2 separate regions of the Homo sapiens genome follow, and region 2 is linked to region 1. A link is a loop called in an ENCODE intact Hi-C map of the cell type or tissue named here. Cell type or tissue: heart left ventricle. All regions are shown on one strand. Links, peaks and the distances in the headings refer to the core of each region. The heading gives the core; the rest is flanking DNA.

Evidence for each region. Hi-C counts contacts between places; a loop is a spot of excess contacts. Peaks named below come from ENCODE experiments on the same cell type or tissue, not always from the same donor. Only the 100,000 strongest peaks of a DNase experiment are listed, where the experiment ranks them.
Region 2: a loop joins it to region 1, with 2.0 times the contacts of the local background. A loop is called at or near these places in 1 of 110 quality-filtered maps.

What each region holds. Positions count from the first base shown.
Region 1 is chr9:14,526,438-14,543,575 of GRCh38, reverse strand. It overlaps a transcript of NFIB not described here. Among named protein-coding and RNA genes, the nearest start is that of TRH-GTG1-6, 100 kb to the right of the region's middle. In heart left ventricle, for the core only: no CTCF peak of the experiment used is centred there; no DNase peak of the experiment used is centred there; H3K4me3 peaks cover 977 bases; H3K27ac peaks cover 1,631 bases.
Region 2 is chr9:14,643,697-14,657,020 of GRCh38, reverse strand. All of the region lies in intron 7 of ZDHHC21 (zDHHC palmitoyltransferase 21), which reads left to right. Among named protein-coding and RNA genes, the nearest start is that of ZDHHC21, 43 kb to the left of the region's middle. In heart left ventricle, for the core only: a CTCF peak has its summit at 4,064; no DNase peak of the experiment used is centred there.

The DNA of each region.
Region 1 (17,138 bases), core at 4,776-12,775:
GGTGATCATAGACACAGAGGCCTCCAATACAGGCGTTGGAGCAGGTCTGGATGCAAATCACACTTCTACAGAACTTATTCCATGAGCCTGGGCAGATTTTCTCATCTACACTCAACTTTGTTTTCCTTATCAGTAGAAAGGTAATAGATAATACTAGTGGGGCAATACATGTGAAAGTTTAGTGCAATCCCTGGCACATAGTGAAATCTTATTAAATGATAGTTATTATTATTATTATTATATTGCTCACCGCCCCCACATTAGAGACGAAACGGATGGAAGCCTATGGGGGAGAAGTCTGTTATCGCAGTGCACGCAGCTGTGTGAGAAGGAGCATGGCTTTCAAACTCTCTGTCCACATTTCTCCAGTTACACAATGACACCTGGGAAGCTGAGCCCTCTGAAAAGCCAGCCTTCTCTGAGCATCTTTTAGACTTTGTCTAGTGTGTGCCACTCTGCAAAACAACAAATGAATGGCCACGTTGCCTTTGTACTTGTGGAAATGACATTTGTCTGGTAGGGCAAGGGGTTACTATTCTTTCTCTGTGAATATGGTCTGAGATGGGCAAAGTGGGGAAAGCAGAGGAGGAGATGGAGGAGAAAGAAGGGTGGGAGGCAGAAGGGCAGCAGGATCAGAGAAAGAGCCCTTTATCTCCAGCCACGGACACTAAAAACCCAGTGTAAAATTGGCCTGCTGTCTCCAAAGCACTTAAAGTAGCATTGAGTCATCTTTCTTTTCCACCATCTCCTTGTGTTGGAATGAGAAGGGGAGAGGAAGTGGGTCCATTCTGAAACACTGACTTTCACCATGAATAGGGCAGGGGTTCTGTTTAGAGGCAGGAGGTCCAGATGGGACTTATGAATGGATTCGGCCTGAAGGGACAGTGATGAGGCAGGAGAGGAGGTTTTGGGGTTTTGTTTTTCAAGTGTTGTTTCATTTGCAGAATTTATGGTAAAGTGCATAAGTCAAAAACAAAATGGCTCTCTGTTGGCCCAGACATCTGTGGAGTTCTTTGATAAGCATCCCTTGTACTTTTCCAAGGCTACAGAGATCCCTAGAAGGCAGCAAGAACAGGGCAGCGGTGGTGGCGTTTGAGGCTGAGTACCTTGGTGATGCAGGGAGATGGGAGTGAAGGAGGACACCTGTGCTTCCTACAGCTTACTGGGACTTTGAAAGCTGAAGCACAGCCTGTCAGAAACCTTGTTCAAATGCCATCCTCCTGGGAAATCCCTTCCATTTGTGCAGCCCTCCACAGCGTCTTCATCCAGACCTCCCGCCAGCACCACACAGCAGGAGCAGGTGCAGGCGAGGACCCTGCAGTGTACAGAGGCTGAATGATAATGTGCTGTTGTCAAAGTTAGTGAATGGCAAAGCCGGGGCTTGAATTTAGGTTCTTTTGATTCTAAGCCCAGTTCTTTTTCCTCAGTGTTCAGGCCTGCTATTGTGTGTAAATGTGAATTAGTTCATGAACAGTTGGTCAAAGAGAAATGATGTTGGTATAAGGAAGACATAGTGTTGGCTCATACATGATTTATCTGAAGGGACCTCAAATAATAACAGTAGAATGAAAATATTCATTGGGAAAAAGAGAAACCCTTAGCTTGGCTGCTGCACGGGCATCAGGAGTCCCTGTCAATTGTATTTTTACAGATTCAAAATAGGAACTGACCTCTGTGCTGGCAGGCCAGGCCTGTGTGGCTTCTGGCTGATGGCGACTTGCATTGCCTCCATGCCCACCTTCATGGGTGGCCCTACTGACTCACAACTTCACTTCTAATTGCATTGCTTTATCTCTTGTCAGCCTTGCTCTAATTTTCAGCATTTCTACCCCGTTATTTCTGTACATTTTTAATATGTGAAGTGAGAGTCTGTGGCCATGTTGGCGGCCTTGCAGGGCAGCAAAGTCTCTCCCCACCTACTGGTGATCATTGCTTTGGTTGGTGCTTCAGTTACAAAATGCAAAGGTTTTTAAAGGTCTGCCCCAAATTTATGTTTCTTATTAGCCCTCTCACTTAATCTCTCATCTTCTGATTAGGTATATGTATTTACTTTTATTAAACACACATAATCACATGGACTCATTACAAGAATGGGTTATATGGGGTGAATTCTACTACTTTCACTTTACAAAAAAAAACAAAAAAAAAAAACAGACTTTAAGAGGTTAAATAATGTTTTCAAGTGGTAGAATTGGAGCTGAACCCAAAGTCTGCCTGACTCCAATCACATTTGTGGTTAGTAGCTACCATATTGGGCAGCACAACTGTAGACTGTCGTGCTCTGCTCTACCATGTCAGTTTCCTGAGCTTCACGGCATTCTGAGCTTGCAATTTGTGGCATTTTAAAATATTGCAGAATGACCTGTCTGTTGGAATGCAGAATTGATGCTTTCAGTCACAGAATGGCTGTTCTATAAGAAACTTCTTGTTTTGCTCACATTTTTGCAAAATTAAGATTTAAAATTTAAAAGAATACCTGAGTTCAGATATAAAAGAATATTTGACTTGCTCCTAGTTTTTCCCCCAAGATCACATGGCATGGTTAGCCTGAAAAACAGAAAATTGGGAGATATTATAATAGCCAACTTCAGATATTGAAAAGACAATTTTGTGAGAAAGGATTCGATTTCTATATAACCAAAGGCGGCCACAAGTAGAGCAATGGATAAAGAATAGTCAGTTTTGTGTGAAAAGAGAGGAGGCTGGCTTGGAAGAGAGTGTGTGCCTATATTAGAACAAAATAAGTAGATGAAATCAGTGATCTGTGGTCAATCTTAAGTAATTACAGAACAAAGAGCAGATTCAATCAACTGTTAATTTTAAAAAAGGAAATTCTAAAAAATAAGATGTAAAATAAATGAAAAATAAAACAGAAAAGCAATAGGGAAAACCAACAAAGTCAAAAGTGGGAGCTTTTAAAAGATTAATAAAATTGACAAAACCTTAGCGAGACTGATCAAGAAAAAAAGAGAAAAAGAATTACCACTTTTAGGAATGAATGAAAGAAGGGTTATCATGACAGAACCCATTGACACTGACACAATAAGAAGATATTATAAACAATTTTATGTCAGTTAATTTGGCAGATAAAATGGATAACTTTTTGGAATACATTTTACCAAAACTGACCTGATAAGAAATAGAATCTGAATAGCCTATAGCTGCTAGAGACTTTGAATTCATAATTTAAAACTTTTCCAGAAAGAAAACTCCAGACTCATATGGCTTCACTGGTAAATTCTATCAAATATTTAAAGAAATAATAATGCTCCCACACAACCTGTGTCAGAAAATAGAGAGGGAGAGAAGACTTCCTAGCTTATTTATTGAGGCCAGCATTACATTGATAGCAAAACCAAACAAGACTATTCCAAGAAAAGAAAATTACAGACAAATACTCAATATGAATATAGACACAAAAATCCTTGACAAATCAAATTGCCGGATATTTAGCAAATCAAATCCAGCAATTTATAGAAAGAATAATAAACGCTCAACCAAGCAGGATTCAAGAATGCAAGAGTCGTTCAACATTGCAAAATTAATTAGTAATCCACAACCTTAAGAGATTAAAAGAGAAGAAGTCTATGATCATCTCAGTAGATGCAGGATAAACATTAGATTTACATTTATGACTTTTTCAAAAAGAAAACTCTAAGCAAAATAAGAATAGACAGAATTTCTTTAATCAAGACCACTATAAAAACCTATAGCTAACATTAACCTTGATGAAATATTGAAGGCTTTCCACCTAAGATTGGAAATGAACAAGAATGTATTTTCTCACCACTGTTATTCAACATTGTAGATGGAGATTGTGGCCATTGAAATAGTGAAAGAAAAAGAAGTAAAAAGCACACAGCTTGGAAAGGAGGAAGTCTAATTCTCTTTCTCCACAGATGACATACTTGTGTACAAAGAAAATCCTAAAAAATCTACATGCCATTCTCCTGCCTCAGCCTCCCGAGTAGCTGGGACTACAGGCGCCTGCCACCATGTCTGGCTAATTTTTTGTATTTTTAGTAGAGATGGGGTTTCACCGTGTTAACCAGGATGGTCTCGATCTCCTGACCTCATGATCCACCCACCTCGGCCTCCCAAAGTGCTGGGATTACAGGCGTGAGCCACCGCGCCCGGCCCAATTTCCCTAACTCTTACAAATCAACTGCCTTCCCAGTTACGCATTTTCATAGCACTTCTTTAAAGCATCCATCATAGGTGTAATTTTGTATATACTCAACGTGAATGTGTGATTAATGTCATTCCTCCCCGTCCCCCGAGCTGTAAGTTCCTCCAGAGCAAGGAGCATGTATATTTTTGCTCACCAGTACCTAGTAAACTATCTGGCACATGGCAGGTAAGCAATAAATATTTGCTGAAAGAATGAAGACTGCCTGATGAATGAAAATTTTTATTGTAATCAGTTCCGCTGCCACTTTGACAAAAGCAGGTGAAACCATAAAACTCTGCTATCCATTCCTCCCTCTCTCCTCTAATTCCAAATCTATGCACACACACCCCACACTGCCTATGGGGGCCTTCTTTTTTTCCTTCTCGTTTTCCTGAGTTCATTGGCACCAGAATTTACTTGTCTTACAACATGTGTGTGTGGCAAAGGCGTTGAGAAGGGGAGTGAAAGAGGTGGGGTTGGGAGGGTGGGGGGGTGGGCATATGGGGAGATTTGCCTCTTAATGGCAGCTTTAAAGAGATAACCCTGCCCTTAAGGAGCCCAGCAGTAAGAGACTTTGTCAGTCATTAAGAAATCTGCAGCGGCCTTTGTTTGTTCATAAGAACTTTCACACTGGAGGGCATTCCAGGCCACCTATCACTGCTTTCCATCAAGGCTTGGGGGTTTCATGTTTATCTGTGTTACTCATGTGTTGAACTTGCACCAGCCTCCCTGAGTGGCTTTAGGAGGCTTATTTGTGAAACCCGCCTATCGCTTGGCAAGATTTGCCTTGTTAGAAAGGGGCAACATGGCAGTATATTATTACTCCGCCTTCACTAGTGCTTTCATTTTTTATCTTATTCTCTGCCTTCTGAAAGCATGAAGGGAGAATACTGCTCAGATCTCATGGACTGGGACTGCTTGTAGCACTAGGCAGTCCTCTAGAGTCTGCCTATCACCGGCTTTAGTGTTCAGATATTCAAACATTGAGATGGAAAAGTGTATTGATTTACTTTTTTTTTTTCAACTTTGTATTTTGAAATCATTTGTAGATTCAAAGGAAGTTGCAAAGAAAAAAAAAAGGTACAGGGAGGTGCCACGCACCTTTCATCTTACTTTTTGTTTTTATTTACAAATGCGATACATGAACATTATGGAATTTCAAAGAGTACAAATGTATACAAAAGCGCATGTTCCTCCTCAGTAATTGAGTCAACATTTTTCTAATATTTTTCCTATGCACAAATGAGTATATGGATATGGTTGTGTTATTTATCAAAAACAGGATCATGCTGTCCAGCAAACTTCTTTTCCTTACCCAGAATCAAAGTAAAAAATATTTCTGTGTCGGTAGCCATAGCTGCCGTATATTCTTGTAAACAGCAACATAATAAGAGAGAAAATGTTTCAAACCCTTATTTTTAGGAAACATGGCATTTTTTTGGAAAGAAAAGTTAGTATAAGAATGAGCACACTGCAATTCCAGACTGACTTCTCAAAAGAAAAAAAAAAAAATACCTTTTCTAAGGGAAGCTCAGACTCTCAGACTCTGTTCGTGGTTTTAATCAAATTATCCTTGTCTGTAAACAAACACCTTCTCCAGGAGAAGCTGGAGGTGGATCTTATCATCACCGGTATGTCTCCCACTTTAATAATCAGTTGTTTCCATTCCCTTAAGTGCTTAATCTTCTTGTTTAGGAAGGTAAAAATTCTGCTACTTGTCTCAAAAATGGCCTTTTATCCAGCATGCTGAATGAGACTCAGGGCCTTCCTCCGGGAGTCCTTAGGGATGATAGAGATCAGTTGCAATGAGATCTCGAGGGAGGCAGTGGGAAGGACTACCGGAACCCACCATGCAGGTGGGTGGGAAGCCAGTCCTCCCTAGTGGGTAAGCACTGTCCGTGGCATGGGATCTGCTCAGTGCTGACTTATTTTTAAAAGAGAGGCCGACTCGCTCCAGGCCTCCTCCAGACAGCATCACCAAGGGCAGAAAGTGAAGGTGGGGCCCTGGGGATTGCTACTGGCTATTTTGATGGGCTCAGGTACTAGAGATGAGGCCCTTGTAGTCTTAATGTTGGATCCATCTCTTCTCTGCAAAATCCAGACCCCTCAGGACACTGGCTGGAGGGAGATTGCAGAGTATGACAACAGTGCTAGAGGCTGAGGAGAAATAGCTGTTAGAATGGCCACAGGTCCCTCCCTGAACCTCAGAAAGAATGGAAAGCTCGACTTCTTCCCTCGGAGGAGAATGAGAGGGATTGAAGATGTCTCTGTCTCATCACCTGGCTTGCTACACGTTCTCTGCTACCCTCATGCTGACCATGGGCCCAGTCGAAGGCTCACCTAAATTCCCCTGACTGACGCTCTGTTTCTGCCAGGTCCAGGGAAATGATTGGATAACATGTCTGACTACTCCAAACAGGCTCTTAATGGGCAATATTCACTTGTTACTGTTAGCTGGAGTTGCCTTCTCCCACACTTTGCATTTTGGCTCCACCAGGACCTCTGAGCCTGAAACCCAGAAGTCATTGCAGACTCCTCTCTCCATCAGCCTGCACACCCAAGGCCCGCTCTTCTGTACTCTAATGACTCTTTATGGCCACCCCTACGGTCTGAGGTCATTCATTCACTCGACAGATGTTCGAGTGTTTGTGCGCCAGCCTCTGGGCGTGAATGATGAGCAAACTCAGCCCTTCTTGTCCCTGCCTTCATGGCGCCTGTGGCTTAGGGAAAGAAAGTCTTCATCTGTTTTTCCTAAGCTTTCGCACCAGACTGCTCTGTTCTCAGCTTTGCTAACTCAGTTCATCCTCCCTGTGGTCTCTAGCGCATTAAAAAGAAAACACCCCCACCCTCAACCCAAGTCTTAATCTCATCTTTCTTCCTGATGGTATGGAGAAAGAAGCAGCACTATATGAAGTGGCAAAGGAGCAAAGGCTTAATTTTAACTCTTCTGCTGATTATCTGTGTGAGTTCTGGTAAATCTCAGTTCTCTCACTTTAAAAATGGAGTTGGAGGAGGTAATACCAGTGCTAAAATTTATACTGATTCTAATCATTAGCTACAGCTAGGAATGGAGCTTTGCGTAATTTTCAAAGTACTTTATGAAGATATGATTGCTATATAAATAGCTATCCATGTTTAATGTATACATCTTGATGAGTTTGGGAGTAAGTATACACCCATGAAACCATCGCCACCATCAAGGCTCCAAACACATTCATGCATGACCTTATTTCATCCTCACGACGACCCTGTGAGGGATACTATTCTCAGCCCCCTTTTATAGGTAAAGAATCTGAAGTTTACAAAGTTTAAGTAACCTGTGCATGCTCCCCCAGCTAGCAAGTGGCAGACCAGAACTCAGGACTAGTTCCCAAACGGGAGCTCGTTTCTCTATGTGCTGTACTATGACCTATTACTATGTTTGTGAGCACAGGGCTCCTAGACTCAGTACAGGATTAGACTGGAATTGACAGAGCTAAAAAGCTAAAAATAAAATAAATCACAAAATAGCTTAATAAAATGATTCCCCAAATCGCCTCTAAACCTGTTGGCTCCATGGGTCAAGATCCCTGAGCACTGATCACTCCTATCCACGGAGCTGGAAGGGAGTTAAGCCAGCCCCAGAGCCTGGGGAGGTGCAGGGGATGGATGAGAAGCCAGCTAGAGCCCTGGGCAGAGGCAAAGAGAGCAGACTGTGAGGACATCTGAATGGCTTCATTTTCACTTCCTCACTCTGCTTTTCCTCTCTATTTTTCTCTCTCGGTCTCTATATCTGTTTTCCTCTCTGATTATATTTATATCTCCCCTTCTCCTCTACGTGGTGAAGTGAGACTTCTTTCCCCCTGTCTGCTTTCTCTCTCATTCTCTCTTAGTTATTAGCAATGCGATTTGGGGCTATTTATGGGCACAGAAGTTAAGAGTCCTGCCCAGAGGTCACACAACTAGTAGGGAACAACGCTGTGATTTGGACCCTGGCTTCTCGGACAGTGCCCGTTGGCCACAGTCCATCTTGCTTGTTGAAGAGGCGGTGACTGTGAATAGTTGAAGGCAGTGAGAGACGCATTGTAGCCTCTCTGCGAAGGTTACTGTCCTCAGGCTCAGCTCTAGGCAGATCACTAGTTTATTTGCCAGTGGTGACGGAAATTAAAGCACTGCCAGGGCATGCCTGAGCAACAGTTGGTGATTGCTTTGGGCTACAGACCTGGCTTTTCCCAAACATTTGTTCTAGCTAGTGAGGTGTGCAAGTTGGAAAAGGCTGTTAGAGGCAGCCATGGCTAAAGGGTAGGAGGGGAGGCTGCAGAAGTGGGGGAAGTGGAACTGTAGGCAGGCGCAGACGCTGTGGAAAAAGGAATTGGAGAGGAAGAGCTGAGATTTGGGGTATTTTAGGGATTTAAGCAAGGCAAGATGTAATCACCCCCCAAAGTGTACATGAAGCCCTCAGTAGTGCTTTTGAAGTTACTTCGTGTTTTTAAACATCCAGTTAGCCTTTAGAACGGTATCAGGTGAGATGAGTTCAGTCAATGAAGCCAGTCACAACTGGCGTCCACCTGAGAGCCCCGTTGGCCTGATCTCCCCAGGTTATGGGCTACACCGGCATGCTTATAAGTTTCACTCTCAGTGAAAGACGCCCCGCAGGCCCCCGACGGAGGAGTGCTCAGCCCCTGGACATGCCTTTTGGGAATGCTAGCCCCAGTTCGGGATTTGTTTCCTGTTTAGCTCTGCCGGTGACCCCCGGTCAGCTGTCCTCTGGCGTTCCCCAGCCTCACAGAAGGGGAAGGGCACAGGTTTGTCATTTCTGTCCCCGTCTCTTTGTTCCTTGCGGATCCCAGTTTTCTCCATAAATGCTGCAGCCTCTCTCTCCTGGCCGCTCCTTCCCCTGCTTCCCTTATCATCTTTCGGCATTTCCTGCTTGTGTAATCAACTCATCAAAAGGAGGGGTCCCCACAGTGACAGTGATAACGAGCCTCCCAGCAGGTCCGCGTGTGTATGGGCTGCACAGAGTGCCTCGATGATGAGAGGATGCCCAGGGGATCTGTAAAGCCTTGGTGGGCGGGCGCTTTCAGGCCAGCACCCCAAAGTTGACCTCTGCTTCCTGAGAGCTCTTGGAAGGCGGTGCTGGAGGGAATGGCAGGTGGGAATCCTCCTTCCACCTAGAGCACCTGAGGGAGCCAGGCTGAGGCAGGCGCTGATTGCAGGGAGAGGAGGAAGTGTGTAGCCACGCTGCCCTCGCCGCCAGGCCAGAGAGCTGCCCCAAAGGCAGCTCTGGAAGTGCCTGGGGAGTTGCTGGCCTTGAGCAGCCCGAGGAGGTCTCTGGCCCCATCTCTTTCCCTGGCTGCTGTCACAGCAACTGGACTTCCTCCTGCCTGTGACGACATTGGGTGAACGTAGTTGTGAGATTGATGAGACACAGACTGTATCTCATTGCCCTTCACAGCCCCAGTGTTTACTGTGATGCTTGGCACATAGTAGGCATTCAGCATCATTGCTGCCATCTGAGAAAATTAAAACAGGAAAATACGATCAACATTAACAGGCTCGCTACCCAATCATTGCTCAGGGGGAAAAAAATACAAATAAGGTGAAGAATGGAGTAGGGAGAGAGAGAAAAAAGGAGGAACCCAGAGCATGGGGTACTTCAAAGGCAGAGACCTGGGTGGGGCATTTCAGTCCCCTCAAACCCCCTCCTGCCTGGGAATTAAAAAAAGAAAAGAAAAAAAAAAAACCGGAGGAGGGAGAAACAGAAGAATCGCCAGCCATGAGGGGATAAGCTGGTCGGTGAAGGGCAGGTTCTTTTGCCGCCAGCCCAGAGTCAGGCTACCTTAAGCGCCTGTCCTGTCTGAGACTGTGGCTGACATGTTTCCCCAGGTGAATATAAAAATACCCAAAGGACAGAGCCCTTCGGCAGCGGTTGCTTTTCTTCTTTGAAGTTCACAGGCTGAAACAAGTTGCCTCTTCTGCCTCACACACAGAGAAAACTCCGGTAATAAAGCAATTTTTTCCCTTCATTTTGACTGAATCAAATAAGAGTTTGTCCTTTTAAATTGTCTGCGGAAAATGTAAATTCTAAGCCTGAAAGTCATTCAGAAAATATTAGCAGGGCATACGGAAGGCAGAATGACTACGTGTCAATGAAAAAAGGTTGCCTGGATTTCGTGGTGTACAATAGGGGCTCCAATAATCAACAGCACCATTTGTAGAGATGTGTTTGCCTTTTTGTATTTTAGCAAAAGAAAAAAGCAGGAATAAATATACTTGTCCTCGTCTGGATTTCTTATTATAGTGGCAGGATTCTTTAAGATTCTCCCTGCAGTATTCAGGTTTTTACTCTTCAGAAGAAAAAAAAAAGGCTGTTCAGAGCAAGTTGTTTTATTAGTAAATGTTAGTTCCTGACTTGTGTGTGTGCTTATTGGAAGGACTAGTTCAAAGTCCAGGAAGAAACAGAAATGATCAGTGCTTAGGGGATAAAGAATTTTTTTCCCGAGAGTATGACAGAATGACTAAGTGAGGGAGCATGTCCAGAGTCAGATAGATTCTGGGCACACCCTACTCCTCCCTCCTCATTTTTGACCAGCTCTTCTCTAGATGAAGGAAATAATGTTTCTAGGCCATCTTCAGAAGGAAGGAAGCACCAGGCCCATTGCCTCCTGGTTGAGAAACTGTTCTCAAGGCTGATTTATCCTTCCAGACTGCAGGACTCTTCTTTAACAGTGATTTCAAAGAGTTAAACTGCTTCCATATGTCCAGCATGAGAATGGAGTTTGTAGCCTTTGGCAACCTCAGCTGAATCCAGCTGCAGCTGCTACCTGTGTGTTCCACTGTGTGTGTGTGCGCGTGTGAGTGTTCTCACACACACCCGCACGCCCGTGTGTGCAGTGACATCTGAACCATGTTCCGACTGTGTCAATGAAACTGTTATGTCTTTGTTGGGGAGATATGAATTCTGAGCAATTACAGCTCCCTCTCTCCTCATTCCCTCCCACCCCCCTCCCCTCCCTTCATCTGCTCAGCAAGGACCATGGACCATGTCAAACAATATACAACAGAGAAGAATGCAAATAAACTTTAGTCTGCATCGCCCAGCAAAGCAGTTAGCCGCCCACTTGCAAGATACTTAACTCTTGTACACATGATACACAAAGAACGCTAGCTACTTTCACCAATCCCTTCAGACCAAAAAAAAAAAAAAAAAAAGGCAAAAGAACTGATCCTTGTCTTTCTATCTGTGAGGTTGCAGTTCCTCCTGCTAATAAAGGAGCTTTCTCCCATGATGCAGTGTGATAAGGATTGGCCTACATGTAGTCCAGCAAGCCACCGCTGATGTTTTCTTGATTAGGTGTCTTATCTTCCATTGAGCTGCATCTGATGAAGGTTGCTGACAGCATAATGGCTGGGAAAACGTCGGACAGCTCCATAAAATGGCAGCTATGTTATGACATGTCAGCCAGGACCTGGTGGATGGTAAGTTTGGCGTAATAACATTTTTTTCACCCACCCCCAAAACTTCCCTCCCTTCTTCCTTTCGAGCTCCTCCTCTATTGTTCCATGCACGTGTTATAAAGTTCGCTGCCTGTGGAAAGTTCAAGCTCAAGTTTTGGGACCCTGGGGTGCCTCTGCACACCAGTGTGCTAGATAGGATTTCCCTGCTATTGTGGCCGGGGGCATAGGCCTTCTTTTTAAAAAGGCAGCATGAGTTTTTGTTCCCTTTTTTTTTTTTTTTAAAGAAAAATGCAAATGGTACAGTCGGTCCCAGGCCGGCTGCTGTGAAATAGATGGAGGTGGGGCAGTCAGTAGGGGATTGGAGCCTTCTTGGCTAATTGTTCTTGCATTGGTCTTAAAACAGAGTAATGTACTTCTTTCTGCAGCTCCTCTGAATAATGATTTAGATAGTGTATTGTATCATGTTGTGTGCGGCTCCCTCATCAGTATGCGACTGTCCCCCACGCTTTGCCTTAATTTGGAATCCACCTCCCTTTCAATGAATACTGTAACTGGAGCAACCACTGATTACTATGCCACTCAGCGTAATTAAATTTAGTTAATGAGGATATGCATATTCAGTTCATTATTTTTCTTTGCTCAGGCAAATGTGTGTGGGTTTGTTGTTGCTGTTTTTCCCCTCTTATATTTGTCCAGCTGCAAATGTGGGGAAGAAGGAAAGGAGCATAGAAATTCAGGGAGGGATATTGGTGAATCCTGTGACTCAACTTTTAACATAATATTGGGAAGAGAGAAGTTGTAACTTTCTGTAATCAGAGTGCTGGGATGAGAGGTAGTAGTTTGGGGAAAGAAAACCTTTCACATCCAAAAAGTGCTACATGATAAATTTCAACATACTGATTTCTGTTGTGTGGACAATGGTCTCTTGTATGCAATAGTCGTGACAAGAATGGGGAACCCTTTCCACAGGCAAGCATTTCATATGACTATTAAATTCGTCATTGGGTTCATTCATCTGAACATTTACTTTCTTTTCTCATTTTCTTTTTCTTCTTTTTTTTTCTTCTTTTTGCCCCTTTCCTTTTCTGTCTTGATTGCTTTTACTCGTTTGCTTCGATAATTATTGTGCTTACTACAAGGGCCGTTTTTCTCACAATTAGTACAGTGGAAGACAATGGGCACTTTATTCTAGGTGGGGAGGGGTATGGCCAGCCCTGGTGGTCAGCTCATCCACTGTGCCCGGACAGAAGGAAGCCTGGTCTGATTAGTCCTGGCTTCTGGCATTGCCAGGCAAGAGGGTTTCTTATGAATGTGTTTGAATTTCCTGAAAGGTGGATGTTATGCTGTTGATCCTAGGCGTCTCGTGAAAGCTCAACGTTCAGGGAAGCTTCCCTGGAAGCTGAGTCCTTCTCTGCACCCTTTCTCGTTAATGTGAGATGTGTAAACCTGCAGGAGAACTTTTCTGCCGCTGCTACTTGTTGCTGTTTTGAGTACTCTCAGAAAGAAAGGCCAGTTCCTCAAGGAGAGACAGAAACCTCTCTCTCTCTCTCTCTCCCTCTCTCTTTCCCCTCACCCCTATTTTATTCCTGATGAAATAGATTTTACAAGTGATATAAACTCTAAAGTGGCAAACTGTTATTTATGGTTGTATCTCTTACTATACTTTAGTACTGTGCGTGTACATGGTGAAATCAACTGGCAGATGCTTGGGGAAAAATGCTGTGAAATGTTTGTGTAAAAGATTTGCTTTCTGTGACAATACCAAGGCTTGGAAGTGATGTTTTAATAGTTACCCTGCCTCTTAACTGTCATTTTACGTTGTTCTAAGAAGTGAGTTTTAAAATCAATATTCTTACTAAATGAAACATTTTCTGTTGGGGAAAAGTAAAAAGGTTTACTCTCTACAATTTTACTGAAAAACTGGGATTAAGATGGGTATAGTAAGCCAATCACTATTAATATTTTGACATTAAATTTCACCATTCTACTTCTGTACAGTCAGATTGCAGCTTCTCAAGAGAAGTAGGCTGTGAATATTATTACTAAAGATTTGCATAAGCTGATTGTTCGTTTTTAGAAATTGTGGTCTTTTATTGCTGAGAAGATGCCGAGTGTGTACAGGGACAAGTTCAGAGGTAAAATATTAGGCTAAAAATTATTGCGTAATTTATTTTGGTATTTAATCTTCATTAGGTTACATGAAGAGTACGTAAGTTTCTTATTGGGACCATTCTGTTTTAATAAACTTTGTTATTTTGGCACCAAAGTGTTTAAGGGATTATTATTTAATGTGTCATTGAAAACTTGGAATGACAGATGCTTTGTGGAAAACCTAATTAATCAAACTAAATGATTGCTTATCTTTAGTAATACATTGGAAGAGAGAGAATTTAGAAGAGAGACAGAATACATGGCGGTTACTTTTACATGGTTCCCCTGTTGTGGATGTAAGGAAGATTTTTTAAATGTGTTTTAAGGTTCTTACAAACTCGTTTATTGTGATTCTTCTCTCACCGTGACACTGATTCTTTTATTTTTATAATAACTCTGGGCTCTTTGTGTAAGAAAGGATATTGTGTCCTTCTTTGGCTTAATCAAATAAAATTTTAGTAACCAGATCCTGAATTCCAAAGCTGCAGTGTTAAAGTACCCAGGCAATTGCTTCCTGACTTATTGTCTGTTTCAGTTAGATTCTCTTATTGTGTGACAATGATCATAAATTCTACTTGACAGGGAAAAAGCCCAAACAAGACGTAGTTGTCCAATTCTACATCTGTTTTCCTTCCTAGACAGGCATGTTTTAGTAAAACAGAGGGAGGAAAAACATTTTATTGAGACAGCTAAAAATAAACAAGTACACGAAGAGTAAACTCCTGTGTGTGTGTTAAATATCATCTACCTACATTCAGTTTTTAAAATGACGCATCCTTATATATTTTACTTCTTTAGATGATTTTGTATGTGACTTCTTTCAAGGAGAAAAATCGCGTAAGCAGTTTAAATTACCGTTGCTTGGCTATATTTAGAGTTCTGTTGATGACCTTTCACATTATTTAAAAATACCACTTGGAATGTATTAAAGACATATCTCCTAAACAGCACTATTTCATTAATGGTTATTGATGATGCTATATGTTTCCTTTTAAAGCACTCATAAATAAAACTACCAAAAACAATTTTTGGACTTTCCATTCTATTTTGTACTTCACATTTAAAGCTCTCTGTGAGACTTAGTAGAACTTCTTTGTCAGCTATTTGGAACTTCAGAGTAGCAGGTATGCACCAGACATTATTTTTTTCTCCAACTTTCATAAATCTAATCATTTGATCCCATCAGAACCAGGCCAGAACATTTGTAAGTTTACTTTAATCATGAAGGGTAATTATTTGAATATTAATCTGTAAAATTAATTTGAAAATTAATTTGCCAGTCTATGCAACTTGAAATTCTCGTAGTCTTGTAAATAGTAACCACAGTGAATGGGCATATAAGCACAAACACTAGGCTAGATCCTCTGTTATCCAAGGTTATTCTTTGTTGAACACCAATCAGTCTGCTCAGTTGTAATGTGCTTTTTATTTGTCTTGAAAGAAAATCATTTTTACTTTTTGAGAAGTTAGTGTGTTAAAACAGTGAACCAAGTACCCTCACATAATCTTATTTTGTTTAAGACAATGTTAATAAAAGTGTTAAATCCATCAATTGTTTGCTAGGCTGTTTTAATAATCAAATTTTGTTCTCAATGTTAATTTTAATTAAACAACTTGGCAATAATATCAGTATATGTAGGCCACATTGAAAAGATTGTTTTCACAGCAAACATTTCTCTGAAGCCTTTGAGAAGTTGAAGTGAAAGATATATAATTGACTATTTTAAACTGAAAATCCTAAAATTAATAGATCCTCTGATAAATGCTGAAACTAGTATATGTTACGGTCTGTATTTCATTTTCTTTTACTAAAAACTAAAGAATTTCTAAAGAGTCTGATAAATATGCTAAATATATATATTAGAAAACTTCTGCCTAACCTAATAACCGCAGCTAGACTCCTATGGTAATCTACCAGCCATGCAAAGATATATCTGAAAATCAAAATTCAATATTTATTTAATTTCAAATTGTATTTAATTTCTAGAAATGTAATTGAATATGGAAATGTAGAAATGTGGTAGAAACTAATAGATACCATACCATACATATAATAACCATAACAACTAGTTGTCTAAAGATATTATGTCTAAATATTGGATCTATTTGTAGAATTTGAAACTATAAAATTTATGTTTCAGTTGACAAATACCTGTAAAGAACATACTATATGCCAGGCTCTTTCTAAGGTGCAGAGGAGACCAATCCTATCGCCCCATTCTGGAATCAAACCCATGTCACAGTGTTATGGAGGGGGGTGATCGACATCATATTAATGAAAGCTTCTGAATAATTTCTGTTTTCTCTAAAATGTTGCTAACTATATAGCTATTATAATACCTTTGCAGATTTATCACTCAGTGTCATGGTAATTAGTACATCTTTTCAGTATCCTTTCTTAGACCCATAGGTGAATGTTAATTTTACTATTACTTCTAAGCTATCTCCTGTACAATTAATGACATAGATAAAGAATAATGGTTTATCGAATACTAGTTTCTGAGTAAAACAACAACAACGATGATGATATCTGAGTAAAAAGAAAATTTTAACATCTGTAAATAATAGTAATTCGTTTTTAATATATCAAATTTTGTCACAGAGAAATTATACTTTTTTCTTTCATGTCTTCCTTACCTATGTTCTTTAGTGTTGCATTTTCATTTGTGGTACCATTTTAGCATATTTAAATACAAGTGAACTATATGAAGATGTGGTAAAATACATTAATCTTCTTCCAAGATACTTTCTTATGTGGGAATGACTTTTATTTCATTTTCCATGATTTATTTTCATGTATGTGCCTGCATAATGTAACATGTAAACTTTGGATAAAGAAAAGTATCCTTAGATCCTATCTTAATAAACAGTGATTAGATGGTTATTAATTTAATCAGAGAGTAAGGAAACACAAGTGCCTGCCTATCCTCTTTTCCAGTTCTTTTTTGGAAGCAAAGGGTCGTGTTCTCAAGGAGAGTTATCTCTTCTATCTATGGGAAAGCTGGTGTTGATTTTCCAGTTTAGAGACTAGTCAACAAAGAGAGATATCTGATGCTCACGACATCATTGAAACTACAGCATATTTCTGTAACATGGCTGAATGATGTCAATCACTATTTTTAGGCATTTTAAAATTCCCCGAGATTGTTATTTTCTATGCTGTGATTTGTAATACATATTGTTCTGAGGGGGTGAGAAAGTCTGCTCAGAAATAGGAAAATTTAGCAGGGCAGGAAAAGAGAATTACATTCCCCTGTTGCGTCTCAATGTGCAAAAAAGTCAGGATATTGATATTCAGTGCAAAAGTTCTTTTCACAAGAAGTTCTGCTAAGGGATATATGTAGCTATGCTACATGTTTTATTAACTTTTAAGAATTCT
Region 2 (13,324 bases), core at 351-8,350, 120 kb before region 1:
ATATTTGAATATACGACATATATGTGTATATTTACATGCATAATGAATGTTGGAAAAAGATCAGCAGCATAGTAAATGTTTATTAAGAGATTAAAAATATCAGGAAGAAGAAAGTATATAAAAAGTGAGTATAAAAAGTGGGTTTTAAAAAGTCAAACCAGATTTTCCTTAGAGCCATCAATTGTAGATGCAAGCAGGTGATTTTTTTAAATAAAAATCATAATAATATGTTAGTAGCATTTTAGCAAATGAAAATCAAATCATTATGTTGGTTGTTAGAAAGCTACTTTAGGAATGAAGCAGTACATTATAAATAATTCTAGGGATCTGACAGTTACTTGTGTCTAGTAGTGCTGAGCAGAAATCGTTCTCTTAGCCTAAGTCTTATGGTTTCCTTGTTGTATCAAGCGGTGTACTTTTATAATTACCACCATATTAGCAGTAATGAAATGAAAACTCAGATTATGTTATGAAATTTCCAGGACCATTTTGCTTCCTATTGAGGAATCGAGTAATTTTTAGTTTTGTTTATGATATATTATCTCAATGTTTTAGTTTTGTTTATATGTTATCTCAATGAATGAAGTAATTCATACATATTATCAAGTTAGGTATATGGAGAGAAGAGCTTTACCACAGTATTTCCCATTGTAAGAAAAGACAGACAAATTTAAATACATAAAATTGAATGTTTATTAGCACTGTTCTAACCTACTTAAGTTTAATAGAGTAAAGCTAAATTCTAGGACCAGAATTATAACTAAACTTGAAGAAAGTATTTTATAATCTATGTAGCTCTAAATATTCCAATGATCTGAAGCAAATGAATGTTCAGTAGTTAGTCAATATACATTGAAATGAATTCCAGTCATTTCATTGATTTAGAAGTTGAGAGTTTGAAGCTACATTATAGACACATCCAAATTTCGTTATACCTTTTTGGTGGATTGATTCTTGTATCATTATAAAATATGCCTCTTTATTCTTAGTAATGATTCTTGCCTTCAAATTTTTTTTCTGTTATTAGTTTAACTATATCAGTTGTCTTTTAGTTAGTGTTTTCATGGTATATCTTTTTCTGTCTTTAATACTTTCAACCTATCTTGATTACTGTGTCTCATAATGTGCCTTACAGACAGCAGATATTTCATTAAAAAATTATCTTTTAATATGAAACATTTAGTAAATATTTACTTAGTATAACTGGTATTTTGTCATTTTCCTATTTATTATTTGACTTCATCTGTTCTGTGTTCCCATTTTTCTCCTTTTCTTTCCTGTTTTGGAATTTCTAATTTAAAAAAAATTCCAATTTTCTATTTCTAATGGCTTTTTCTTTTACTCTTTTTATAGTTTCCCCAAAAGTGAAAACATTATTCTGATTTTTTTGAAGTATAATATAAGTTAGTACTTTACCATTGTGCACCTAATGAAAGCAGTGGTCTTGGAACACCCTCTGTCATCATCATTTTTCATATTTTGGGGTAGAAGGTAGATGTAGAAAAAAATCACATGATAACAAGACATTATTGTTGTTACATATACATTATGTGTTATATTGTTATACAAGTTATATGTTACCTATAGTCAGTATTTGTTTTGAGTTATCTACATATTGGTGCTTTTTCTAGTACTCTTTATACCTGAGCCTCCTCTAGGCTTATTTTTTCTGCTTTTAGTGCAAGTCTCTTGGAACAAATTCTCTCAGTGTTGGTTCCCTGAAGATGCTTTTATTTCTCCTTCATTTTTGAAGGATTTATTGTTTGGCACAGAATTGTAGATTGGTGGTTACTTTCGTTCAGTTTTTAAAAGATGTTATTCCATTGTCTTATGGTTTCCATCATTTCTGTTGTAAAGTCAGTTGTTGGTCTTACTGTTACTCCAATGAAATATGTTTTTCTTTAGCTGTTTTTATGATTTCTTTTGGTCTTTGTATTTTAGCAATTATTCTGTGATTCTATGATGTGCTTTGGTATTGTTTTCTTTGCACTTTTTTCTGTTGGAGAGTTTATGTAACTTTGAATCTGTGGCCTGATGTCATTCTTAAGTTGTGGAAATTTCTTGGCCTTTGTCACTTCAAATATTACCTCTGCTCAATTTTTTCTCCTGCAGTTCTGGGATTCTACTTACATGTACGTGAAGTCTCATTGTGCTGCATATGTTCTGAATTTATTTCTTAACTTTCCTTTTTTATTCCCCCTCTGTGCTTCATTCTGGATATTTCCTATTAATTTATCCTCTGGTTTACTAATCACCTCTTCTGCCATGTCTAACCTACCCTTAAATCCTTCTAATGAGTTCTTAATTCAGTTATTATATTTTTCACTTTTAGAATTTCCATTTGATACTTTCTTTCATTGATAATTTCTGTGGTGAAATCATCTATTTTGTCATCTATTTTTTTAAACGTGTTAATCACAGTTTTTAATGTCTGTGTTTGATAACTTTAACTTTGAGATCCCCTTGTGGGTCCGTTTCTGTTGACTCTTTTTTTCTTCTCAATTTCCAGATATTTGGCCCTGTCTTCTGACATGTCTAAGTTAGAATACTGAGCATTTTGCATGACAAATTGTAGAAAGTGTGATTGTGTTCTTTCCTCAGATTTGATTTACTCTTTTTTTTTGATAGGATATAAGAGAAGCCTCATTTTTATCCAATCAGGGGTTTGTATAACAAGAATTTCTAATGCTAAATAACAGAACATTGGTCTTAATATAGCAGTTTTTGGAAAGATGCTATTTATTGCATTTATTGGTATTTTGTAAGGAATCTTGATTGCTGGATTTGTCTTTGTGAAAGACTAGTTTCAATTTGCCTTTATTCCAATAGTCTAGTCCTTCGGGGTCTCAGCTGAAAAACTGAGGTGTTTATTGTGGATTGTGCCCTACAGTTACTGTTTTCCTGGCCTTGGAGATTTTGCAGGATGTTCTGAGTCTCCGGTTCTACTTGACTTTTCATTCAGTACTGAATGTGAATTGACAGGTACTTTCAGATAAAAAGCAGTGCAGAATATATGGCTCACCTTAACGCCTGTCTACTTTCTCTGAGATTTTGGCCTCTTAAGTTCTGGGGAGTTTGGCTACTTGCCAGTATCTTTAAACAGCTGTGTATTTATTAATTAATTGGATTTTATCTGGCTTTTAATAGTGTTTTTGGTGTGAGTGTTGGTCTCATACGAACTGTTTCCTCATAGGTGTCAATGGCAATAGCATTTTGTTTAAAAAATTTCTTCCCAGGTGATTTTAATCATTGCTGCCTAATTGCATAACTCCAGGAGGCAACACTCACATCATAGTCTATGTAAACAGTATCCTGTGGAGTTGTGCAGTGCAAAACTTCTGTGGCCATAAGGTCTGAGAAGTGCTGTAGAGTAGGGAATGAGACTCATGGTGGACTTCATAGGTGAGATAGAGATTAACCAAATGGGGAGATGAAGGAGGTCATTGCTGGGCAAAAAAAACAACAAAACCCTTGAGGCTGTAACTGGAATAATTGGTTTTAAGGGCAAATCTTTAGTAAAATTCCAGCAGTATAACAAACTTCTCTAAAGCTAAATAATAAAATAATGTTCTTACTTCAGCAGTTCTTTTGTAAATTACATTTACTGTGTTTTTCATAAAGGTAGAAAAAAATTACCAATAATTTCAGAACCAAAGTCACCATTATTACCATTGACATTTAAAAAAATAATGTTTTATGGTGGAATATTCTTCAAAAAATACTGCCTCATCAGTGTTTTTTGCAAGTCTTTTCCTGTGTTTCTTTCATTTTTCTCTAAAACAAGCAAAAATCTGTATCCAGCTGTTGATTATGTGTATAAAACTATGTGTGAATAAAGACAGTATCAGGAACTTCATCTTATTATCCTTTCTATTATTCAGGATATGGAATAAGATCCCCGAAGGTCCCTAACTATCTTTGGATATTGCATTAATGATTATTATACATATTTTTTGTGGGAGTAATGATGCAGTTAAAGCATGTGGTGGACTTTGACCCTGTGTTCTTCTGTCAGCCAGACTGAAGCAAAAGCTGTAGTCTGCATTTTCTTTCTACCCTTTCACGTAGATAGGTGGCAGCATAGTATCTTTTCTAGCCCATCTTTAAATTCCAAAGCTGAATGGAATTGCCTGGGTCAGAAGAGAAAGTGTTAACTTTCTTGTTTTTCTTTTCTTGTTTTTTAAGGCGAAAGTGTTTATTCATTAAACAACAACAACAAAAAAAATGAGTTGCACTTTGACCATTGATGTAATGGCACTTAACCTGTATTCAGTAGAAAACTGGTACGTTGTATGTTATGCTCATGGTAAAGACAGTTGAGAGAAAGCAGGTTGTTCACAAATTCTGGGAAATGAACAGATTGGGAGCCTGATTTTCTTCCATTTCTCTCTTCTCCTCGCCTTCTGTTTTCAGGAGAGCTCTTTCTGAGCTGGATTATTTTAATTTCTTTGCAAGTGCCCCATTGTTTTTTATAGTAACTTAATGCTTTTTAGATTTCTTCTTAATCTTTACTTTTAAAATATTCTTTTATCACGAACGTTCAAAGATTTATATGTTTTTACCATGTGAAGTTTTGAGGAAATACTTGAATTTATCTTTTGTTGAGGAAGTAAGGACTAAGATGTGCAGGAGATAAGGAATTTATAGTTTATCATGAATCAATGCCCAAATTTAGGATTTATTTTTTAAGCTATAGATATTGATTTATATTCTGAGTCTTATACTAAAAAAAGGCCTGTGAACCTAAAAAGAATTAGTATTTACTATCTTTATCAGAAATAGTAACTTAAAAAATCCCCAAATTCTCAGTGTAAAAAATGCATGTCTAGAAAAATTGCAGAAACTTGAGTAATAGTTTTGTTTTCTAAATAAATGGAGATAAATTAAACATTTTTTGTTAGAATCACTAAATCAATAAAGATTATAAACTTTGAGATGTTTGGAGAAGTTTTTCAGATGTTAGACATTAAATTAGTTTGCATCATTTGCATTTATCATTCCAGTATAATGTTGAATTTTACTTAAAACCCCTCTCGAAAGTAATGTTTGACTTTAAATATTTATTGGCATGAAAATCATTGTCTAGGTTCTAAAACCTGTAGATTGGGTAATGATTTGGCATTTAAGTGAATAAAATAGATGGATTTTGAAGAAAATGAACTTTCATTTTTTACCAAGGTCCATATTTGACTATTTCACATAGTTACTTTAAATGCTTATAAGCAGATGCCTAGTCATTTGGTATATTATGAAACTCTATTTCATTTTATTGGATACTGGTTATTTACCAAAACTAGAAAATTACGGTTTTCAATTAAATATGAAGGAAAGTACCACTGTATTTAAAGAGTATACCTTCTTAAATTTATTGTATGTTTATCCATGAATATTTTATTGGTAACATGTTTTCTTTTTATATTATTCTGGATTTGTGTATTACTTGGATTAGTGGAAAATGTCTACTCCTATGAAATATTTCTGAAGGGATAAATAGTATGGTTGCCATCTTACAGGTAAGGTAACTGAAATTCAGAGAAGTTCAATACCTTGTCCAATCACAAACTTGCCACTTGACAGAGGTGTGATTTGGGCCCATGTCCCTAAGTCATGTGCTTGCTATTACTAAATCCTATTCAAACTCCCATTCAATACTACTTTTTGCATTTTTCCCCCAAGGAATTTTTTAGCAATATTATTGTAGGATTAATAATATTAAATATATTTAAAAATACTAAACATCATAATATCTGCTCTTCAGAGAAAGCTCAGTGAACCTCCTGATTGGTAGATTAATATTTTGCTGTTTTCATTGAGGCAGTCTGTTATATCTTATAAAGGCATCGCAGTGGGTTAAAAATATTTTTTTAAATATGTTCCTGCTGGAAATCAGCTGCAGGCAAAGTTTACTATTTCTCTACATGAGAAAATACAAGGTTTTTAAAAAAATAATTTGTGGCTATTACTGTCAGAGATTATACAGCTAATCTTTGATGGTATACCACTTTAATTCTAAAATTATGTCCTTTAGCTTCTTTTTAGATGAAGTGGATTCTGATAATTTCTAATTGTTGTATACTTATTTTTATGTGAAGGGGAAAAGCATACTAACTGCGTTTAAGGCTATGAGAGCAGTGGGTGACAGAAGGGGAAGAGAGGAGAGAGAATTTCAATAAAGGAAATGCTGCCAAAATTCAGAAGAGGAAAATAAATAATGTTTAGCAGCCTAGCCAACTCTTCTGCTAGGAAGATACATTATTATTATTCCAATTGGCTGATATCTAATAGTGTTGCTAGGGATTTGATGTCAGAACTGTTCCTACAGAATTATTTGCCTAGCCTTTTGGCTAACAAAAAAAAGAAATAGCCAGAAGACTTGGCTGCAGGTAGCTTTGAATATTTGTAAATCTTTTCATAATTTATTTTAATCTTTTTGTGTAATCTGTTTTAAAGTCGCCTGAGTACTTCTGCTATTTAAAAAAATATTGTAGCCTTAATAATAACTTTTATTTTCTTAATATCTAGAAGGTCATTTATTTTGTTCACTGAAGAATGGAAAAAAATTGCTAAAATACACATTTAGCTTTTTAGATTTTTGGAAAGAATAGCCAAGAGTCAAGAATAGCCAAGAGTATTGTGGAATTAAAATTGATATGAGATGAAAATTATTTTTAGTGCTAATATAAAAGTAATTTGGCTTTTTTGTTCCTGTTTCCTGAGATGCTACTAGAGATATTCCTTAGTAACATTTTTTATTTTTTTTGCTTGAAAAGAATAATGTCAGATATAGTTTATATTTCTAAAGAAATAAGAATAATCTATTTATTCTAACAATTGCCAATTCCATTTGTCAGTATATCTCTACGCTTTTAGTGAGAGATGGAACACAGAAACCTTATAATAAATCTTAATCCTGTCCTACAACACCAGGTTGACTGAGTATATGTCCTCATTAAACATGTTTCCATAGTCAGTTATAAATATTAATAGCATTTAACATAGAAAATTTAGCAGTTTTTATTTCTCTGTAAAACTGTTACAGTTACTGTGAATTTAAATGGTTAAAACCTGGCAGCAATTTTATTGTCTTACTCTTCTTTTACTTTTACCAAACACTGTAGCACTGCATTAATTGGTGAATGTAGTAAGGAAGTATGTTATCCTGTTCTCTTATTGGATTGCCCAAACTTTTCTAGAATTTTTACTGCTAAAATATGGTCAGGCAGACAAAATAATTTTTCTGGAATACTTCACCCTCAGCCATGAACCTGACAGTCAGATGCTAGTGAAATACGCTCTGTAAGACAATTGCATACATATGATTACCAAAATTTAGTAGATAATTCTGAACACTCAATGACAGCCATTAGGGAGGTATAAATAATTATTTGTTTCACTTTAGATATTAATTGCCATTAGGATGTAATAAGACTGAGAAAAGTACATTTTACCTGAGCGTTGGGTTGGGAAGTGGAGGGGTTTTATGTAGAATAAGCTTGTAACTTCTTTTCTTATGTTTTAGAATATAATAAACTTTAGCTAAGGGTCATTCCAAAAAGTGCTCATACCCATACAGGTATCATGGGATTTTATTTTAGGATTAAATTAAGATTGCTTATTTTAATGTGAGAGTATTTGCCTTATGAACCTACCCTCAGCATGTGAAGTTGGTTATTTAGTTATTTTGAAAATTCAAATCTGTATGCTTTAGATATCTCAGATGTGATCTAAGCTGTTTCTGTTATTTTTATTTTTTAATTTTATGATTTTTACTGTCTCCAGGTGTTTCTATTCTTTTAACAACAGAGAAAAACAAAATCCTTTACCAGTGGGTACAGTGGTTCTCAGTTGGGAGGAGGTTGACTTTCCCCCACAGAAAACATTTGGTAATGTCTGGAGATGTTTTTGGTTGTCGCAGCTAGGGGAGTGCTACTGGCATCTAGTGGGTGGAGGCCAGGGATTCTGCTAAATGTTCTGCAATGCACAAGAGTGTCCCCTGTAACAAAACATTATCCAGCCGAGTGTCAGTAGTGCTGAGGTTGAGAAACTGTTCAGTAGGAGGAAGATCACAAAGAAAAAAAAAATTTTTACTTTTCAGAGTAGTCTTATAAAAACACAGAAAAGTACGTATAAGCTGTGGTTTATAAATAAAAATTGCTTCAAACTCATTGATAGGAAAATTGTCATTTTATATATAAAATTTTATTTGTAAAACACAGTTTTTTTATTTTAATAAATTGTGAGGAACATTTATTAAGTCATTCAGTACATATTATTGAGTGTCTATTCACTTCCCCTTCGTCTAGGCTCTAAAACAAAGTTCCTGTGTTTAAGGAGCTTACGTTCCAATTAGAGAAGACAGGCAATAAACAAATATATGGTAAACAATATGAGTATTATGACGTATAATAAAGCAGGGTACAGGGGTGGATATAGTCAAGGAAGACCTTTCTCTAGTGACGCTTGAACAGAGACCTGGAACTCAAGCAAGTCACTGTTGTTGACATTCTCAAGGAACAGTAGGGAGACCAGTGTATCTTGAGTGGAGTGAGTTAGGGACAGAGCAATAGGAGATGATGAGTTGAGAGTAGTAAGGGCTGTGATTGGACTGGAGACTTTATTAAGATGGTTAGTGGTTGGGACTTTGTAAGCTGTTGGAGGGTTTTGAGCCATTACACAATCTCATTTACATTTTAGTAAAAAAAACCTGATTGCTATGAAAAATAAAGGACAAGGATAATAGCAAGAAGACCAGCTACTAGGCTGCTAAAATACCGTCCAAATATGAAATGATTATTAGTAGTGGTAGAAGCGTTTACAAGTGGTCTATTATAGTTTGAAGAGCTAACAGAATTTGGTGATAATTTGAATGTGGGCTGTGAGATAGAATGCGAAACGTCAAGGATATTTCCAGGGCTTCACCGCCCAAACAACTGGAAGAATGGAGATACCAGTTACCGAGAGGGGGAGCCTGACGGAAGAATAGTTTCTGGGAAGAAGTTAAAGATTTGGGTTTTACACATGTTTACTCTGCCTGCTTAACTTCCAGGGACAGATGTTAATTAAGCAGCTAGATACAAAAATCTGGATTTCAATGGGGTGGTCTGAGCTAGATAAATAAATTTGGGAGCTTTCAGCATAAAGATGATATTTAAAGACATGGAAACTGACTGGAGATTTCCTAGAAGTAATTCGAAATAGAAAAGAAAAGAGTTCTGAAGACCAAACTAGGCACTCATCAGTTTTTGAAGTTGGAAAGACGAAAGGTAATAAGAAAGGTGACTAAGACTGCAGCCAGTGAAACACGAGTAGAATGGTGGTGAGAGAGGGTCAAGAAACGTGGTGGTAAATTGAAAGAGAAATTATCATGATGGACTGTGGAATATAAACAAGTAGGGAGTTGAATATATTCTGGAAAGCCAATGACATGGTGGTTGGGCCAAGGAATTGGAGCTCCCGTCGGGGTTGAGAATTTGTTAGCATTGATAGTCAACAGGGAGTTAGCTCAAAAGAAAGCATGTGGTATTCATAAGGTGACATACTTGAAATTGTAATTATGTTATGAGTTACAGTTCTTAGAAATGATAAGGTATAGTATATAGTCTTAGAATTTGAATTGAGATTAGGATATAAGTTTATAGGAAGATATGAGCTGAAGGAATTCACAGATCAAGTATTTAATTATTTGTTAGATCATAAATAGCCAAATCTGACTCTTCTTTTCATTTAGCTTGCATTAAGAGGTGGTGCCCCCCACTGCCTAGTTTTGTAACATTTAAAAATTTTTAAATGATACAGTTCTAAAAGATTATGAGATAGGAGTATAGGAATATTATTAATATTTCATGAGAGTGACCCTCTCCTCCTCTGCTGGTTTATGTGTGAGGACATAAGTATGTTTATGTACATGTTGCCTATGTGTTTCTTTTTCTGTGTTTATTGCTGCTATTATACATGTGAAACAGTCCTTGTAGATACTTTTCTCTGTCTCTTCACATGTTGAGGGAAGAGACAGTTCTTTGTCCAATTTTCTTTGTTTTCATTCATTCATTTAATAAATATTTGTTGAGCTGGAGCTGATTCTACATTCCAGGCACTCATGATTGAACAAGACAGGCAAAAGTCCCCATCTTCAAGAAACTTGCATACTGCTAAGAGAGACAAAACAACAAATAAATAGATATATATCAGATGGAGATAAATACTATGAAAAAAATAAAATACAGCAAGGAAATAGGGAATACTGGGATTTTCTGTAATTTGGTCAAGGAAAAGGTCTCTGATAAGGCGATATTTAAGTAGAAACCTGAAGAAAGTGAGGGGAGTATGCTTGTGGTTGTCTGGGGAGTTTTCTGGGAAGAACAAATGCAGCAGTCCTGATTTGAAAGTTCGCTAGCTATGTCTGAGAAATAGCAAGGAGGTCAGTGTAGTTGTAGGTGAGCCAGGAAGAAAGTGGTAGATGAGATCAGAGAGGTGGTCTGACTCTTCCTCTCCTTTTTTCCTGTCTCTCACATCCTTTTCTGTGTCTTATTTGACAAATTTTTGTCTCTGTTTTTTATAGGCCATTTATAACTAACTTTTATGTTTTATATGTATTTTAAGAGTTTGGTTTTCTAAAATTAATAAAAGTATTTTTATATTCTGTATTTCACTGTTACAACTTTTTGTACCTTTTATATTGTAAAATGTGATACACATATGAAGGAGTGCATAAAAATAAAAACAGTTAAGTGAATCATCCTGGTGTTTCTTTTGGGCAACATTTGGAAGATTTATCCTTTTTGTTACTTTAGATACAGTTTATTTTCATTGTTGTGAATCCTCATAATATTTCATTTAATATAAAGCCATTTATTCGTTCTGTTGATGGACATTTACTTTGTTTCTAGTTTTTGGAGGTTATAAATAATGCTATTGTGAGCAGCCTTGTTTATTCCTCCTGCTGTCCATGTGCATGTGTTTCACTTAGATGTATAGCGAGAAGTGCTGGTGTTCGAAGGTTAAGTGGTATGTTCCTTTAGATAGTGTTAAACAGTTTTCCAAAATAGTTGCACCCATTTAAACTCCTACCAGTAGAGTATATGAATTCTGATGGCCTCATATCCTTACTAATACTTAAATCTTCTTAACATTAGCCATTTGGTATGTATGAGCAGTACTTCATTGTGTTTTAATTTACATTTCTCTGATGACTAATGATACTGAACCTCTTTTCATATATTTACTGATTATATGACTGGCCTATTTGGCAAAGTGTGCCTATTTAAGTATTTTTCCCATTTGACTTTTTCTTGGTAATTGTAGGGCGTTTTAGATTAGTCCTTTTTTTGGAATGTGTTGTAAACATCTTCCACTCTTTGGTTTATCTTTTCACTCTCTTAATGGCATTTTTTGGTAAACAGAGGTTTTAAATTTTAATGTACTCCACCTTATCAACCGTTTCATTTTTGAGTAGTGTTTTTTGGGTTCAGTTTATAAAATATTTTTTATCCTTTCTAAAACCAATGTAATTCTCCTTTATTATCATCTAGGTACTATATTTTTCTGTCTTTCCCATTTCTACCTGGAATTGAATTTTGTGATTCTCATGAGATAGAAGTCAGGGTTTCAGTTTTTTCATAGATGAATAGTCAATTGATTTAGCACCATTTATTGAAAAGATAATTCTTTCCCCTCCACTCTGTAGTGCCATCTTTCTCCTAATCATGATTCATATGTGTGTGTGTCTGTTTCTGTTTCTTTTCTAGTCTGTTGATCTATTTGTCTCTCCTTGTGGAGAGACAATACCACACTGTCATTACAACTGTGGTTTTATAAGAAATGTTATCTAGTAGAACAGTAGTTTTTAACCTTTTTTTAAATTCCCATTTTCCTCCTATGGAAATTTTCTCCTCTCACCACCCCTGTGAAGTTAAATACTAAGAAAAAAGATTTTGTCAGATAAGATTGTGTAGAGCCACAAACCATAGTGATAGCTAAGACTTTTTTTCTCCCTCTAAGAACCAGTTTTCTCCCACTTGGGAGCAAAACTTGCCCTGTCGAGAATACATGCAGTAGAACCGACTTTCCTACCTTGCTCTGTTTATATGAGCCTCATGGTATTCTTTGTGTTTGTTTTTTCCTATGAAATAAAGAAACAGCTTAGCAATTTCTACAGACTAAAGCAAAGTAAATATATATATATATGTGTGTGTGTGTGTGTGTATACATATGTATGTGTGTATATATATAAACTCCCACCAGTTGTATATAGTATGTAATGTGGTTATATATAAGCAACCTGATCAAATTGAGTTTATCCTAGGAATGAAAGGTGGTTTTTGCACTAGAAAATAAGTCAGTATATTTTATCACATTAACAGATTAGAAAAAAAATTCAAATAGAGCATCTCAGTGTATGAAGACAAAGATAAAATTCAGGATTCATTCAGGTTACACACTCTTAGTAAACTAGAACTTAGGAGAACTTTCATAATCAGATAAATGGTCTTTCTTCCCGACCCCCTTAAAAAAAAAACACACAAAATCAACCAACTATAGCATGCTAAGATGAAATGTTGACTTCTTCCCTCCAGGTTGGAGACAAGGCATTGATGCCCCCACTATCACCATTATTATTCTTAAATATACTACTAGAAATTCTAGCCAGTGCAGTAAGACAAGAGAAAGAAAGAAAAGGTACAACTGCTGAAGGAAATAAAACTGTCATTACACATAGATGATGTAACTGTATAAATGATTTATCTATAGATTCTTTTGGGTTTTTAAGAAAGTATAAAAAATGTGACTATGAAACAATATTTTTAAAAATCTATTTTTATATGCTCACAAACAAACCTTTAGACAATGAAATTAATAGCAAATGCCATTTATAATAGAATCAAAAAACAGGAAATTGCTGAATTAAATCTGACAAAGTGCAAGTCCTTTAGAAGAAACTTAACGAAAGGTAATGGAGAGAATATATTATACGTGAATGTATGCATGAGTATGTGTTGTAACTTGAAAATGTAACTTTAAAATTTTTATGCAAATACAAATTATCTGGAATAATCAAGACGTTCTTGCAAAAGAGTAAGATGGGATGACATGGCCTACCAGGTATTGAGACTTATTACAAAGCCGTAATAACTAAGACATTTGTCACCGTTGCAGGGATAAACAAACCAAGGGAACAAGAGTAGAGAGCCCATGCATGTATGGATACTTGATCTCAGGTCACTGAAGAAATGACAGCTTTTTAGATAAGTCATTCCGGAACAGTTGAATATTCATATACAAAAAGTAAATTCAGATTCCTATCTTTCACTGTGCACAAAAAAATTAA